Linked DNA regions of Homo sapiens: region 1 is linked to region 2. Evidence: read pairs that join two places in POLR2A ChIA-PET (ENCODE). Cell type or tissue: PC-3. All regions are shown on one strand. Links, peaks and the distances in the headings refer to the core of each region. The heading gives the core; the rest is flanking DNA.

What was found. ChIA-PET counts read pairs that join two places held together with the same protein. Peaks named below come from ENCODE experiments on the same cell type or tissue, not always from the same donor. Only the 100,000 strongest peaks of a DNase experiment are listed, where the experiment ranks them.
Region 1: POLR2A ChIA-PET joins it to region 2 with 12 read pairs; 4 of 35 experiments call an interaction of 5 or more read pairs at or near these places.

What each region holds. Positions count from the first base shown.
Region 1 is chr12:27,337,404-27,340,321 of GRCh38, reverse strand. The region is part of intron 1 of BMAL2 (basic helix-loop-helix ARNT like 2); the gene reads right to left. Among named protein-coding and RNA genes, the nearest start is that of BMAL2, 6.0 kb to the right of the region's middle. In PC-3, for the core only: no CTCF peak of the experiment used is centred there; no DNase peak of the experiment used is centred there; H3K4me3 peaks cover 416 bases; H3K27ac peaks cover 1,317 bases.
Region 2 is chr12:27,645,455-27,648,372 of GRCh38, reverse strand. PPFIBP1 (PPFIB scaffold protein 1) reads right to left here. Exons shown (of 30, transcript NM_003622.4): 5 at 2,225-2,311; 6 at 531-644. Among named protein-coding and RNA genes, the nearest start is that of REP15, 50 kb to the left of the region's middle. In PC-3, for the core only: no CTCF peak of the experiment used is centred there; no DNase peak of the experiment used is centred there.

The sequences.
Region 1 (2,918 bases), core at 122-2,621, 310 kb after region 2:
GCAATATGCAAAAGACTGAAACTGAACCCCTTCCTTATGCCATATACAAAAGCCAACTCAAGATGGATTAAAGACTTAAATGTAAAATCCAAAACCATAAAAACCCAAAAGACAGCCTAGGAAATACCATTCTGGACATAGGAACAGGCAAAGATTTCATTATGCAAGACACCAAAAGCAATTGTGCCAAAAGGAAAAATTGACAAATGGGATCTAATTAAACCAAAGAGCTTCTACACAGCAAAGGAAACTATCAACAGAGTGAACAGACAACCTACAACAGAATGGCAGAAAACTTTTTGCAAATTATGCATCTGACAAAGATCTAATATCCAGCATCTATCAGAAACTTAAATTTACAAGGAAAAAACAAACAACTCCATTAAAACGTGGGCAAAGGACATGAAGAGACACTTTTCAAAAGACATACATGTGGCCAACAAGCATATTAAAAAAAAAGCTCAACATCACTGATTATTAGAGAAGTGCAAATCAAAACCACAATCAGATTACCACCTCATACCAGTCAGAATGGCTATTATGGCGGCGTGCACCTGTAGTTCCAGCTGCTGGGGAGGCTGAGGCAGGAGAATGGCATGAACCCGGGAGGCGGAGCTTGCAGTGAGCAGAGATCGCACCACTGCACTCCAGCCTGGGTGACAGAGCGAGACTCCGTCTCAAAAAAAAAAAAAAGGTCAAAAAGTAAGATACTGGTGAGACTGCAAAGAAAAGGGAATGCTAATACACTGTTGGTGGGAGTGTAAATTAGTTCAACCATTGTGGAAAGCAGTGTGGCAATTCCTCAAAGAGCCAAAAACAGAACTACTATTCAATTCAGCAATCCGATTACTGTGTATATATCCAAAGGAATATAAATTGTTCTATTATAAAGATGCATGCATATTTCATTGCAGCACTATTCACAACAGCAAAGACATGGAATCAACCTAGGTTCCCATAAATGGTAGACTAGAAAAAGAAAATGTGGTAAATATACACCATGGAATATTATGTAGCCATAAAAAGAATGAGATCATGTCCTCTGCAGGAACATCAATGGAACTGGAGGCCATTATCCTTAGCAAACTAACACAGGACCAGAAAACCAAATACCACATGTTCTCACTTATAAGTGGGAGCTAAATGATGAGAACACATGGACATACAGAGGGAACCAACACACACTGAGGCCTATTGGAAGGTGGAAGGTTGGAGAGGGGAGAGGATCAGAAAAAATAACTAATGGGTACTAGGCTTAATACTTGGATGATGAAATAACCTGTACAACAAACCCCTGTGACACGAGTTTACCCATATAACAAACCTGCACATATACCCTTGAACTTAAAATAAAAGTTAAAAAAAAGATAGTAGTAGTTCCCTTTTCAGGAAAGAAAAGATGAAAGAGAGAAGGGGCCCAGATAACTTGGAGTGAAGACTAAGACCTAAGAGACAACCATCTGGCAGGAACCAGGAATCAGTGAGCTTTCCGGCTTTCTTACTGATCAGAAATATGCCATAATTTGCCTTTCAAGGTGACTTAAAAGTTCTGTTGCCTGCCAGGAACCAAAAAGAAGATGCATGTATCTTTCCTTTTGTAGAGCAGGAAACTCACCTATGTGTAAGACAGGCTGCCTGTGTTCACTGTCCATGCCTCATCACAGACCTTGGAGGGGAAGCCCAATAGAAAATGATGAAACTTTTCAGTAGGCCAGTTCTTTCCTTTTCAGTTTTCCTATCCAAAGCCAAAGGATACTAACATCAATTCTTCTGTGCATGTCACTGGTGATTTTCCATTTCCATGCCTACTCTGTTCCCTGGAAGACCCCCTCCCAAACCTTTTTTTTTTTTGGCTGCCTCTCCAAGAGTTGTCTTTCCATCGATACTAAAATTAACCCCTTCTCTGAAAGCCTTCTGTGGTCCCTCTTTCATGAACTAGATATAATTTCTCCCAACTGTGGGGGAGGAGACTAACTCCTAACAGTTAGCCCATATATTGTACCATGTGCCTACCTTATATTACAAATATTTTGGCTGCATTTCTCACCCAGCCTAATAGATTTTGTAAGCTCTTTAACCCCTTCTCCTGCTTTATCCACTTCTGCTTCTCTGTTTGCCTAGTAAATAGTGCGTATTTAATGGGTCCTTTAAGAATGAACTAACCCTTTCCACACCTTAAGCAAACTATTCTTCATTCAAAATCTGCAAGCCTTTATTAAGCACTTAATAGGTGCAAGAAATTGGAGATTATAAAGCTGAGTAAGAACCAATTCTGGCCTCCTGGCAATGTGCAACTTAAGGGTGGAGCTAAGAAACCAAATAACTTGTGGCAGACAGGCACAAGTGTTATCATAGGCACACAAAAAAACTACAGTGTGAAAATAGGAGGGGAGAATAATTTCAATTTGGGTGACGAGGAGATTCTGGGAAGGTTGCATGAGGAAAAGGGGAAAATCATTTGTTGAAGGTCAGAGTTCATTAAACAGTTTGTAATCATTATCTCATTTAATTCCCAAAACAACCTTCCAAGTTAGGTATTTTTACCCCTATTCTACAGATAAGGAAATTGGGGCTCAGAGAAGTTTTAAAATTTGACCAAGTTTACAAAGCTGACAAGTAATGAAACCAGAAATCACAAGCCCAGTGGCCTAGTTCCAAAGCTTATATTGATTTTCCCACACCAGTTCTCCTCCTCCACACATACAAAAAAAGTGACATCTGCGCTCAGCCTTCAAGCTTGATTGGTTAAGATTCTCCAGACCCATCTAGAGGGAGGGCAGGGGTATTCCAGGAACAGCCAACAGCCTGAGGAAAGGCCTGGAGGTGGGAAAGTGTACATTATGTTGGGGAAAGGCAGGTTCCTTCACATAATTGAGTATAGGACATATCACAGGGGCAAAGGTGGAGGCACTTTGGTC
Region 2 (2,918 bases), core at 280-2,779:
TCTTCACATCTTTGCCAGCATTTCTTATTGCCTGTCTTTTGGATAAAAGCCATTTTAGCTGGGGTGAGATAGTATCTCATTACAGTTTTGATTTGCATTTCTCTGATGAGCAATGATGTTGAGCACCTTTTCATATGTCTGTTTGCCATTTGTATGTCTTCTTTTGAGAAATGTCTATTCAAATATTTTACCCATTTTTAAACTGGATTATTAGATTTTTTACTATTATATTTTTTCTTAATTATAAAACACATGCTATGGGTGAGAGGAAACCATCTGAATGCAAAAAAAGAAAATTAAAATAAGCCACAATCCTATTGACATTTTGTTCCAGATTCTAATTACATAAACACTTTATATTGTGTGCATGTGTTTTGAGACTCTACTACTCTCAATTTTTTTTTTTTAATGTGCTGGTCTAAATGAATCAAGAAACTTACTGCTGCATCAGAGCAAACACAACATAGAAATGCAGCATCTCACATAGTTCAGCAGGGAAATCCCATCTTGGTTCTGGCCTCTGCACATACCTGCTGCAGCATTTCTTCTGTGGCATTCACCTTCTCTCTGTGCTCTTCAAGACAAAACTCCAAATCTCGAATCTTCTCTCCCTGAGCCTCCACCTGGTCTGTTAACACACTTACCTGTATTTAGAGCAAAATAATGCAATGAGTGAAAAAGAATTTGGGTCCCACTGCATACGTTATTTCTCTAAATGGAACAAAAAAAGGAATGATCCTACCATTCATACGGTTATAAAGAAAAAAAAATCTGAGAAGTACCAAGAAGACAGTGGTCCCTCACATTCCTATTTATATGTTGCTATTTGATTTAAGGAGGCCTATACAATTTGGAGAAAATTCGTGTAGATTAGGAATGTACAATACTTTTTGGTTAAAGCTACTTCAACCATTTATGAAAGACAGCATGTACAGAAGTTATCTTTTTAGGGGGCAGCGTGGAGATAGTATAAGAGAGGAAACAAAGTTAATGTTTGAAATAGAAATTATCAAAAATTTGATACTTCAAGGAGAATAAGAAAAAGAACCTGGCCAGGGGTAGGGGGGAGAGGTAGCATGCACGGTGGCTCACGCCTGTAATCCCAGCACTTTGGGAGGCTGAGGCGGGCAGATCACTTGAAGTCAGGAGTTCAAGACCAGCCTGGCCAACACGGTGAAACCCCATCTCTACTAAAAATACAAAATTAGCTGGCTGTGGGGGCATGTGCCTGTAATCCCAGTTACTCAGGAGGCTGAGGCAGGAGAATCGCTTGGATCCGGGAGGTGGAGGTTGCAGTGAGCCAAGATTGTGCCACTGCACTCCCGTCTCGGCAACAGAGCGAGACTCCGTCCAAAACAAAAACAAAAACAAAACCCAGGGAATTCAAATTCCATGAGCTCTTTGAAGATGACACAGATCATAGATGTGTTCAAAGTCAGGGGGGGCAACTCAATATACCCAAAGGTGCCTGAGGAGCTGTTGGGCTAGTCCTTCAACTCTAGTGCTTACAGCAGATCTTTGAGTTTTTCCTCAATAATCATCACTCAGTAAATATACTTCAATTCATTTTGCTCAATATACCAAAGAAAAATGTTTGTGAAGCATTTAAAACATTATGAAGAAGCAAACTCAAATTTAGCCCACAAGGAGGGTTCTAGTCACTGTTTTGTTTTGTCTCACACAGGGTAACATTTTTAAAATTGAAAAATTAAATATATATATTCTGATTTCAGATTCAGAAATATAAACTTACATATATTCAGATGTTATGCTATATTCATATATCTGAATTTCTGCTATATATTAAAATATACTTAAAAATCAGATCCAGTGAAGCATGGTGCTGCACACCTGTAATCCCAGCTACTTGGGAGGCTGAGGTAGGAGGGTTGCTTGAGCCTAGGAGTTCAAGACTAGCCTGGGCAATGTAACAAGACCCCGCCTCCAAAAAAAAAAAAAAAAAAGAACAGATCAGACAACATTGTGCCCGTATTCAGACTGGTCCTGCAAGAGCTGAGGATGATTAATGGTAGCTCCTTTTAAACTGGGTGTAAACACCATCATTCTGCCCCAATCCTCACCACTCCCTATTGTGTACAGATGGCTTATCAGGCTTATTTCTATTAGCAGTCTGATTGCTGCAAGCAATCTGAATTTGCCACCCCAATTTAAAAGGCTTTGTAAGTATGCTGCAAGGAAAGAACAGTATTTAAAAATCACTTGCCTGAAGAACGAGGGATTCTTTATCATTTTCTAAACGTGCCAGCCTTTCTTGATACACATCTCCGTTCCCTGGTAGGTGTCCATTTGTCTGAAAAAGGAAGTAATATGGGTAAGGCTGATCTTCTCTAAGAATGATATATCGTAGATAAATGAAAATCACAAGTGTTCTTAGTCCAAGGGGCCTGAATTGAATCTGCACAGCTGTCACTGTCAAACAGAAAATACGAGAATGCAATTTGGTTCATTTACCACAAAAGAGGTAAGACAGGCATGTTAAGCATATAGGCATGTTTTGCCAAAGTAAACAATTTCTTATCAAGCAGAAAATAATGACCCACAAGGAACAGTGGATACTGGTATTCTTCACTGAGAGCAGACACACACCCAGGGGCAGGCAAAGCTTTGTGAGTATGTAGGGGGCACCCCGAGTTGTTGAGGTCTGTCTCTCTTCCTCCAAAAGCTTAAACACTCAGGCCACAGTGACTTCCCCTGGTAGCGCAGACTAGCCTCACTTATCTCCATTTTAACACTTTTTGTCCTGATCTTATTAACTTGTGAGTTTGCTTCTTTGTATAACGTTACCTTCTATTCCAGGGCAGAGCCTATAATTCGTTTGGTAACCTCCCCAGCATCTGGCTCAGTGCTCTGTGTATATTGATGCTTACTATTTCTTCCCCTCCCTCCTGCCCCCCACA